2 separate regions of the Homo sapiens genome follow, and region 2 is linked to region 1. Evidence: read pairs that join two places in POLR2A ChIA-PET (ENCODE). Cell type or tissue: MCF 10A. All regions are shown on one strand. Links, peaks and the distances in the headings refer to the core of each region. The heading gives the core; the rest is flanking DNA. Region 1 overlaps SPTBN5 (spectrin beta, non-erythrocytic 5). Region 2 overlaps MAPKBP1 (mitogen-activated protein kinase binding protein 1).

Region 1 (5,365 bases), core at 287-5,286:
GGGGCGGGCTGAGCACTTGTGGGCAGGTTTTTCCCCCATGCGTCCTGCCTCTTAGGAAACTCCTCACAGGTGAGTTAAGAAAGGCTGAGCCTTTCTTAGGAGGTGGGAAATTCTGGAATGTCGAACAACTCAAGATCCCTTTGGGCTCCTGGGAAGACAGACTCTTGGGAGGAGAGTCCAGGGGAACCAGCGACAGAGCTAGGATCCCAGACACATTCCCTGAACACACGGTCCACACGGAGCCTCAGCAGAGCACGCTGACCACGGAAGAAAGTCCAAAGGGTTGTCTCTATATATTCCTCCAAGTAGAACCTGGCTTGCTTACTGTCTGCAAAACAACTCAAGGGTGGTGACATTCAAAGTTGTCTGAGGACTAGAAGGTTAGAGAAGCACCCAGATCAGACAGAACAGAGCCTGGAAAGCCCTTGGAGGAACACAGTCCATGAGGATTCTGGCAGGAAGGGCTTGGGGCAGTCTGAGTGGCAGACTCCAAAAGGGGCAGAACAGGACCAGGACACAGCTGGGGGTTCAAAACTGGCCCCATCTCTGCTAATTAGCTGTGTGATCTTGGGCAAGTTGCGTAACCTCTCCAGGACCTAAATTCTTTGAGGAAAAACAGTAAGTCCCACTTCTTGGAGGTTAGAGATGCTAACTGTGAAACCTCCCTAGGATGCATAAAACACTAGGGGCCCAGGAGCTTGGGGCCCAGGGAGTCGGCCGCCCTCCCCGCATCCTTCCCCTGAAGCCCACCTGCAGTGCTGCCCAGGGCTCGCCACCAGCTCTCAGCCTGCTCTTCGGACGGTGCTGCAAACAGGATCTCTGCCCCACTGGTCAGCCTGGCACCCACAGTCACAGGTCAAACTCCACTGTCCCTTTGGGGACCCCCACGCCTCCAGCCCCCGCTGAGCCAGGTGGCTGCTGGGGGTGATGCCGGAGTCCATGTCTCTCCGCTCACCTTAAGGAGAATGTGTGTTTCCTGCCGTGGCGGCCCCGCAGCCTCTCACACCGGGCTCCCGTGAGGTCAAGGAGGGCTATGGAAGCTACTTTCTGAGGAGAGATGAGAGGCAGGGGTCACTGCGGCCATCTCAGCTTTTCCCTGTGGGGTCCCTCTGTCCTGGGGCCCCTCTGCCTTGCTTCCCAGCACCCTGATGTCTGCATCTCCCCTACCCCGCCTGGTACCTCCGCTGCCATCCTCTCATCCAGGAACAGGCTCAGAGAGCTGCCCTGCAAGTTCCCGCGGCAGCTGTCCCAGGAGCTCGAGCTAGGCTGTGGAGAGGAGGCGGGAAGGTCGCATGAGCCACACGCAGGAAGCCAGAGCTAGGGCCTGTCCACGCCTCACCATGTGTGTGGAGCTTCCCAGGAAAAGCGGTGGATTGGACCAAAGTCCCAATGGGGAAAGGGAAGCCACAGAGGGGCTCTGACGGGAAACCAAGCAGAAGGGGAAGAGCAGGTGGGGAGGAGGAATCCCAGCACCTCCTGGTGGGGGTGGGTAGGTGGGGGCGGTGGCAGGAGCTGGGAAGGGTCCCAAGGAGCCAAACTGCCTGGACAGCATGGTGGGGGGTGGCATCTGCCCAAGTTCACAGTGCAAGGGTGCCAGGCCCAGATGGCTCTTCGAGCCACTCAAGTGCTGCTGCAAGTGGGGAGCTGCCTGGAGAAGGAATCTCCAGGCACTCACCTGCCTCCCGCCAGGCAGCAGGTGCTGCTTGAACTCCAAAGACCCCTCCATGGTGGGGGTACCCTTTGCATCCTGAAAATGCAAGATGGGGCCCAGAAATGTCAGGACCAGCACCCTCAGGAAGGTGGGCAAGGCACCCACTGCCCCCAGCTCTCTTTATTCCTCCCATCCAAGTACTAACCAGGCCTGACCCTGCTTAGCTTCTAAGATCAGATGAGATCGGGCATGTTCAGGGTGGTATGGCTGTAGACAGCCATCTTTATTCCTAATGACCTTCAGCTCCTGTGCCCGGGCTCCCAGCACTGGCTCCAGGGTGTGGGCCCTCACCCCCACAGCCCCAGCCCCACTGCATGCTTCAGGGAGACCACGGCGGGGGTGCCTGCAGCCCCATAGGGACACCTGCCTGGGGGTCCCTCGTCTCAGCCAGCTGTGCTCCTAGCCCCTGGTGTCCAGAGGGCCTCCACTGAAAGGATGTCAGCGAGCTGCCAGCTCTCCCGGGCTTCAGCTCCTGTGGCTGCAGCAGGAGCTCCTGTTCCATCTTGGGGAGTGGGCAAGGTGGGCAAGGTGAGCCAGGTCAGGGAGACCAGCCACACCTCAGGTTCCCGTCTACCTCCCCTCCCCCAGCCCTCCCGGTCAGAGGGGGCCTGCCTCCCCATCACTAGCTCTTTCAGCTTTGGCTCTGGAGGCTCACACCCAGTCCACAATGGTGCCTCTCCCACCACCGCAGCTGGCCAGGGAAAGGAGCAGGTAAGGCAGGGCCGGGTGAGGGCTCAGTGCCCTGGGAGACACTGACTTGCAGGCTGAGAGGGACTGTTCCCCCACCAGCCCTCAGCCCCTAGCCGAGGCAGTCGTCACCTCTGTCTTTTGCATTTGGGCAAACTTCTCTTCCTGGGCTGCCAGCAGCTTTTCTAAGTCCTGGTGTCTGTGCAGCAGCAACTCCACATCTGACACTGAGTGCTGGGGAGAAGCATGTTCAGGTGACGCCCAGCTTGGGGGGGGGGGCCCAGAGCCTGGTAGCCAGCTAAGGGGCAGGACCCCCACTCACCCCATAGTCGGGCTTCAGCAGGAGTCCCTCCCAGCAGGCCAGCCAGGCCTCAGCCTGCTCCAGCCTCTGCCGAAGCTTCTGCAGGCCCCAGCTCTCGGCACAGCGTTGCCAGCGCAGGGCCCAAGCCTCCTCCAGCTCCTGCAGCCGCCCTTCCAGCTCCTGCAGGCACTCTGTCACCTGGTGGGGAGGGGCTGCTATGGGTGACAGCTTGGGTAGGGCTCCCACCATGGGCAGGGCAGGGCTGGAGAGCCAAGTGTTAATGGAAGTGCAGAGGGAAGGCTGTGAGACCCGCACCTGCCCCTTCCCAGCCTCTCTCCCTGCCTGCGCCCAGCCTTCCTTTCCTGCTGGTTTCCATGCCTGTGAGGGGCCCTGAGGCCCTGGGCAATCAGGCTGTATCCCCAGCCCAACCCCAGGCCCACCCTCTGAGTTCACACCTCCGCAGACATGAAGTGGCTGTTGTCCACCAGCTGCTGTCCTTCCTGCCGCAGGTCCTGGGCTTGAAGGCGGCACTCCCTGATTTCTTGCCCCAGCTCTTCATGCTGCCCAAGGAGCTGCTCAGCCCCCGCCACGTCCTCAGCCAGCTCCTCGGAGGACGCCAGCTCCTGCCTCTCCTGTGCCCATGCTCTGTGGGGCAGGGAAGGGAGCTGTTGTCAGGGCTGGCTGGGGAGCAGGGGAGGGAGGGTCCAGCTCCCCCAAGAGCCAGGATACCCCCACCCCACAGGGTAGAGCTGAGCCGGCAGCTGAGGTAGGACACCTACAGCAGTTCCTGGCAGCGCCCGAGGAAGGCATGGCCCTGTGCAGCCTGCGCCAGCCACTGGCCTCGCTCCTGGGCCTTCGCCTGCAGGGTGGCCCAGGCCTCCTGCACCTTGGCCAGGCCCCCCGGAGCTGCAGGATGTAGCTGGCCCAGTCGGCAGGCCTCCGTCTGTAGCCGTGCCACCTCCTTCTCCATAGCTTCCAGCTCTCTCTGCAACCAGAGCATGAGATCAGGCCTCAGTCCCCCCACTGAGCCGATGCGTGCTCTGCATTCAGGAGCACCAGGCCTCTCTGAGGAACCACCTCCACTCTGCTGCACAAGCTGGGCCAAGTCCTAGGGCCCCTCGGGGAAGGATCTGGGTTTCTGGAGAAGAGGCTGAAGCAGGCTGGGGTGGGAGGGCTGAGATAGGTCCCCTCAGCCACCGCCTTCGGGCAGGGGCTCAGACAGGCAGGCTGCAGGGCGTGGGCCTCACCTCCAGGCGCCTGTGCTGTTGCTGCAGGGTCCGCACAGATGACAGGCTGTGGCCTCCGTCCTCCCCCTTCATCAGGGCCGTCTTCTCCTGCATCCTTCCCTGGAGCTCAGCTGCTGCCTGCTGAAAGCTGTGGACCTCATGGGCTGCAGCCAAGTTCTGGGAGAGGAGAAAGGACCTGCTCAGGGCTGTTCTCTGCTCCCAGGATTCCTTTCTCCCTGGAGACATGGCCTTCTGGGCCACCTCCTTTTGAACAAGGAGGATCATGGGGCTTGATGTGTCCCCAGGTACAGAAACCATCCTCCATGCTGCAGCCCTCAGTGAACGTGATGATATGGGTCTGCGGCAGGCCAGGGGGTGGGGAGGGTGGGGAGAGGAGAGGGCCTCGTGCATCTCAGGGAAAGGCAGACGCGAGGTGTTGGGTCCACGTGAGGGAGCAGGCCGGTTCTCGGGGATCTGGCTGACCCTGGCAGTACCACCTGCAGTGCCTCTCATGGGGCTGGGGGACCGGGTCAGCTCAGGAGGCAGCCCCAGCCCAGGACCTACAGAGATGGAATGTCCTGGGCTGCAGCCAATTCCTGGAAGAAAGCTGAGCAGGTGAGGGAAAAGGCACATTCACTTGAGGCCAGCAGGGTGTGTGTCTTGTTGGAACCAAAGCCTGTGGTAAGGAGGGCTTAGAGGGATTTTTTGAAGACTCTGACACCCCTTAGCTTGGCCCGGCCTGTGATCACCTACCTCTGTGCGGGCTTTTATTGCTTGGTCCAACCTCTCCCAAGCAGCCTCAATGCGGCTCCTCTGGGCTTGGATGTGGGGATAGCGCCTGGGTGCACCCCGCTCCAGGGTGCCTGCCAACTTCCTCAGGGCATACACCTTGGCCTGGCCCAGGCTCTGCACTTCCTTTCTGAAAGCATCAAACTTCTCTTCCAGCACCTGCAAAGGTATGAGGCCCAGCAGGGTCACTTGAGATGGTATCATGAGCTCTCAAAGCTCATGAAGAGCTCAGCAGACTCTGATGGCTCTGAAATCCCTCAGCCCAGGTTCTGGAACCATCGGGATCCTCCCTAGGACACCCTCTCCAGGCTCCTTTCTGCTGACTCCCCAGCAACCCTTTCATCCCAGGGCAGGCCTTCCTCAGCCTCTGCCCACTCCCCGTGAGGTTTGCTCAGGAGTAACTCACCTTGACACCCTCCAGGTCCTGCCCGTAGTCCTGGGACTCGGCGGTGGCCGCCTTGGTGGTCAGCCAGGCGTCGAGGAGCAGGGTCTCTCGCTCCAGCTGGTGTAGCTGCAGCTGCTCCTGCAGGCCGTGCCCCCTGGCCTCCGCCCTCCGCAGCAGCTCTGCGTGGGCCTCCCGAACTGCCTGCAGCTGGGCTAGCACCTTGGGGCTGTGGGAAGAGAGCGACAGTCTGGACTGCAGCCCTGCCT
Region 2 (5,365 bases), core at 58-5,057, 51 kb before region 1:
AGTACCTTCAGCACCTTCTTCCCAAACACACTCTGTCTGTAACATGTCACTTCTCTCTTCCTCTAACAGGTGACCTTGGAGAAGGTGCTGGGAATTACAGTGTCTGGAGGCAGAGGACTTGCCTGTGACCCCCGATCAGGTTTAGTTGCTTACCCAGCAGGGTAAGTAAGCGCCTTGGAAGAGATCTTGATGCATGGGAATTTATAGCCACGCTAGAGCAGTTGGGATGGGCAGGGATTTTCTGGTATCTTCTGGAAGATAGATACAGGTTAATGTTTTGTTGTCATTTTTGTAAAGAGACGCAGGACCAGGTAAAGGTTCTTTGTCGGGTGCTGTCATTGTTGCCATCCTGTGCTGCTTTTCAGTTATCTACCCCACCTCCCACACACAGATTTACACTTTATGTTACACACAGTTCCCAGCACCATCTTCAGTAACTACCTTCCAGTCATTTAAAAAACAGCTTTATTGAGATGTAATTCACATACCATATAACTCACTATTTAAAATACCCAATTCAGTAGTTTTTTAGTATATTCACAGAGTTGTGCACCCATCACCACAATCAAATTTAGGACATTTTCATGACCTTGTTCCCTTTTTTTTTTGAGACAGGTTCTGGCTCTGTTGCCTAGGCTGGAGTGCAGTGGCTCGATGTTGGCTCACTGCACCTCCGCCTCCGACACTCAAGCAATCCTCCCACCTCAGTCTCCCGAGTAGCTGGGACTACAGGCGCACTGCCCCATGCCTGGCTAATTTTTTGTAGAGATGGGGTTTCACCACATTGCCCAGGCTGGTGTTGAACTCCTGAGCTCAAGCCATCCACCTGCCTCAGCCACCCAAAGTGCTGGGATTACAGGCGTGAGCCACTGTGCCTGGCCCCATTCCTATCAGTCACTTTTCATTCCCACCCCCACCTTACCAGACCTTCATCCCTAGGCAACCACTGTCTCCATTAATTTGCCTATTCTGGATATTTCATATAAACGGAATCAGGTAACACTGTATTTGGCCTTTTGTAACTGGCTTCTTTTTGTTGCCCAGCCTGGAGTGCAGTGGTATGATCATGGCTGACTGCAGCCTCAGCCTCCTGCCTTAGCCTCCTGAATAGCTGGAGCTATGGGTGTGTGCCACCATGCCCAGCTAATTTTTCCATTTTTTTGTAGAGACAGGGTCTAACTCTATTGCCTAGGCTAGTTTCGAACTCCTGGGCTCAAGCAGTCCTCCCGCTTCAGCTTCCCAAAGTGCTGGGATTACAGGCGTGAGCCACCACGCCTGGCCAGCATAATGTTTTCAGGGTTAATCTATGTCACAGCATGTATCGCTACCTTATTCCTTTTTGTGGCTGAATAATATTCCACTGGATGGATGTAGCACATTTTATCTATTCTTCAGTTGATGGACATTTGGGTTGTTTCTACTTCTTAGCTATTATGAATATTCGCCTGTTCTAGTCACTTTGAGAGAGATCAGTGCCATAGAAGAGAAGTAGGGGAGTGGGGCTACTATTCTTTCTCTTGCTGCCTTTTCACTCCTCTGCTCCTACAAGTGGGAAACCTCCAACCATAGTTTCTTCAGGCTTCTGGAGAAAGCTTGGAACCCCTCCTGCTTCTGGCTCACTCTGTTCCATGCTGATAGGCACAGGAATGTGAAAATGAGTAGCGCTACTGCTGTACCTTTCTTACTCTACCATTAACTTGTTAATGCCTAGTTCATTCCCCAATGTAATTTTCATAGCAACTTTTATAGTTTTTATACTAGATACATGATTTGCTTAGTTTTATCACCTCATCAAAAAAGCTTCCTTTATCAGGCTGGGCCCGGTGGCTCACGCCTATAATCCCAGTACCTTGGGAGGCCAAGGTGGGCGGATCACTTGAGGTCAGGAGTTGGAGACCAGCCTGGCCAACATGTTGAAACCCTGTCTCTACTAAAAACATAAAAAAATTTGCTGGGTGTGATGGCGGGTGCTGGTAGTCCCAGCTGCTTGGGAGGCTGAAGCATGAGAATCACTTGAACCCAGGAGGTGGAGGTTGCAGTGAGTGCAGATTTCGCCACTGCACTCCAGCCTGGGCGACAAAGAGAGACTCTGTCTTAAAAAAAAACAAGCCACCACCAAAAAAAGCTACCTTTATCAATCAAGTACAGTCATGTGTCACTTAATGATGGGGATATGTTCTGAGAAATGTGTCATTTGGCAGTTTCGTTGTTGAGTGAACATTACAGAGTATACTTACACAAACCCTAGATGGTATAGCCTACTACATACCTAGGCTACATGGTGTAGCCGGTTGCGCCTGGGCTACAAACCTGCACAGCAGGTTACTGTACTGAATACTGTACATAATCCTAAGACAATGGTATTTGTATATTTAAACATAGAAAAAGTATGGTTAAAATATCATATAAAATATATTTTAAAAAGGCACACCTGTATAAGGCACTTACCATGAATGGAGTTTCCAGGACTGGAAGTTGTTCTGGGTGAGTCAGTGAGTGAGTGGTGAGTGAGTGTGAGTGCCAGAAACATTACTGTACACTTTACAAACACTGTACACTTGGCCATACTAAATTTATTTTAAAAACATACATTCAATAATAGATTAACCTAACTTACTGTAACTTTCTTACATTTTATAAACTTTTTTTTTTAACTTCTTGACTCTTGTAGTAACACTTAGCTTAAAACACAAACACAGTACAGCTATACAAAAATATCTTTCTTTTATCTTTTTTCCGAGATGGAGTCTCCCTCTGTCACCCAGGCTGGAATGCAGTGGCACGATCTTAGCTCACTGCAACCTCTGCCTCCTGGGTTCAAGTGATTCTCCTGCCTCAGCCTCCTGAGTAGTTGGGATTACAGGCTCCTGCCACCACGCCTGGCTAATTTTTGTATTTTTAGTAGAGATGGGGTTTCGCCATGTTGGCCAGGCTGGTCTTGAACTAATGACCTCAAGTGATCAGCCCTCCTTGGCCTCCCAAAGTGCTGGCATTACAGGCATGAGCTACTGTGCCTGACCCAAAAGTATTTTCTTTTTATCTTCTATAAGCTTTAAATGTTGTTTTTAACTTTTTAAACTTTTTTGTTAAAAACAAAGACACAAACACACACATTAGCCTAGCGCATAGAACTACATAGGGTCAGGATCATCAAGATGTCACTAAGTGACAGGAATATTTTAGCTCCATTATAATCTTACGGGACTACTGTCATACATGCCCTTCGCTGTTGACCAAAATGTTATTATGTGACGTATGACTGTACTTATTCTATGCCAGGTACTTTTTAAGCACTTTATATGAATTATTTAATACTCTGAGCAACTATTATCACCCTCATATTTTAGAGGAGGAAATTGAGATCCAAAGAGGTCAAGCAGGCCAAGTGCAGTGGCTCACGCCTATAATCCTAGCACTTTGGGAGGGCAAGGTGGGCGGATCACCTGAGGTCAGGAGTTCAAGACCAGCCTGGCCAACATGGTGAAATCTTGTCTCTAGCAAAATACAAAAATTAGCCTGGCGTGATGGCGGGTGCTGGTAGTCCCAGTTACTCGGGAGGCTGAGCTGGGAGAATCGCTTGAACCTGGGAGACGGTGGTTGCAGTGAGCCGAGATCGTGCCACTGCACTCCAGCCTGAGCGGCTGAGCAAGACTCCATCTCAAAAAAAAAAAAAAAAAAAAAAGGTTAAGCAGGCAGGGTGCAGTGGCTTTGGGAAGCCAAGGTGGGAGGATTGCTTGAGACCAAGAATTTGAAACCAGCCTGGGCAACATAGTGAGAACCCTGTCTCTACCAAAAAGTAAAAATAAAAAAAATTAGCTGGGTATGGTGGCATGTGCCTGTAGTCCTAGCAACTGGGGAGGCTGAGGCAGGAGGATTGCTTGAGCCCAGGAGGTGAAGGCTGCAGTGAACTATGATCGTGCCATTGCACTCCAGCTTGGGTGACACAGTGAAACCCTGCCTCTTAAAAAAACCAAAAGGGTTAAGGAGTTTGCTTGAGGTAACATAGCTAGTGTGTGTAATGGGGTTCTAACCCAAGTAGTATGACTGTAGAGCTCTGATTGTTAAAATGGCACAGAGTAGGGGGAGACCACACTGTTTTTTTTTGAGACAGAGTTTCATTCTTCTTGCCCAGGCTGGAGTGCAATGGCACGATCTCAGCTCACCGCAACCTCCGCCTCCTGGGTTCAAGCAATTCTCCTGCCTCAGCCTCCAGAGTAGCTGGGATTACAGGCATGCGCCATCATGCCCAGCTAATTTTGTATTTTTAGTAGAGATGGGGTTTCTCCATGTTGGTCAGGCTGGTCTCAAACTCCCGACCTTAGGTGATCTGCCCACATTGGCCTCCCAAAGTGCTGGGATTACAGGTGTGAGCCACTGTGCCCGGCCACTTTCTGCTTATTTTTAACAAATTGCTTTTCCTCTAAGCTGCCTACCTGCCCTTTGAATGAGAAGAGCCCCATTTATGGGCAGCTCAGTCTGTGCAAGGGAGACTTCTGCCCCTGGGTTTGGGGTCAGTGTCTCTCCCAAGTGGTCCTCTGGTGTTTAATGGCTGCAGTAAGGGTGCTGTGGGAGCCACACGGGCTCTGCCTGGCAAAGGCTGGGCTAGGCTCCATTTTCCCCTAGAGAAGCAAGCTGATGGAAAGACCTCTCTACTGGATAAGTTTGTGCAGCCTGCCTCAGGGGAATTCCACTTGTTCTTGCCTCTGCCTGGGAAAGCCAGGTTCCCTCTTGTTGGAGGTGGGGCTGGGGCTGGATGTAGCACAGGCAAAAAAGGCCTTGGGGTGCTGCTTGGTGCATGCTGAGACCTGTGTCCCTGCCCTGGAGAGTGTGGAGTCCTGCCCGCTTTCTTCCTCACACACCCCTGGACTCCAGGCCTGGCCTTTAAGGGCATGTGCTTATGCATGTTTATGAGCAGGTCTCAGCCCAGTGCATGTGCCTGGGAGTCATGATCCTTCCAGATGGTGTACAGGCTTTCCTGATGGAACCTCTAGTAGGTTTCCTAAGCGTGTATGCTTGGCTTAGGCCATCCCTGGGCAGTGCCCCTAATCTGTTCCCTGACCTTTTGATTTCTTAGAACTTGAAGTTGTCTGTGCAAATGGCTTCTTTTCTGGGTGTTTGAGTTTTGCTGTGTTCTAGAACTCCCTGATGTGCTGCTGTGATGTTGGGGGCCACCAGATTCTGTGTGAGCACAAGCAGGTTCTTCACCTCCCTCCTTGTCTCCCTGCTTTTCTTATCTGATCATCCTTACACTGCCCCCAGCCCCCACGCTCTTGTTCCTCCTGTGCCTGTTGCTTTGGGAGCCAGCTCAGGTATCCTAGAAACAAGGAGAGAAACAAAACTCAGAAAATTCTCTGAGGCCCGGAGG

What was found. Peaks named below come from ENCODE experiments on the same cell type or tissue, not always from the same donor. Only the 100,000 strongest peaks of a DNase experiment are listed, where the experiment ranks them.
Region 2: POLR2A ChIA-PET joins it to region 1 with 5 read pairs; 6 of 35 experiments call an interaction of 5 or more read pairs at or near these places.

What each region holds. Positions count from the first base shown.
Region 1 is chr15:41,850,104-41,855,468 of GRCh38, forward strand. SPTBN5 (spectrin beta, non-erythrocytic 5) reads right to left here. Exons shown (of 68, transcript NM_016642.4): 55 at 5,121-5,325; 56 at 4,679-4,873; 57 at 3,947-4,102; 58 at 3,479-3,684; 59 at 3,155-3,344; 60 at 2,721-2,897; 61 at 2,531-2,632; 62 at 2,079-2,213; 63 at 1,676-1,747; 64 at 1,180-1,266; 65 at 956-1,047; 66 at 751-836. It also overlaps the pseudogene RNA5SP393. Among named protein-coding and RNA genes, the nearest start is that of MIR4310, 14 kb to the right of the region's middle. RefSeq lists enhancers at 2,570-3,179, 3,180-3,790, 4,772-5,288, 5,289-5,365. In MCF 10A, for the core only: no CTCF peak of the experiment used is centred there; no DNase peak of the experiment used is centred there.
Region 2 is chr15:41,799,754-41,805,118 of GRCh38, forward strand. MAPKBP1 (mitogen-activated protein kinase binding protein 1) reads left to right here. Exons shown (of 31, transcript NM_014994.3): 3 at 70-161. Among named protein-coding and RNA genes, the nearest start is that of JMJD7, 26 kb to the right of the region's middle. In MCF 10A, for the core only: no CTCF peak of the experiment used is centred there; DNase peaks (open chromatin) are centred at 2,488 and 4,788.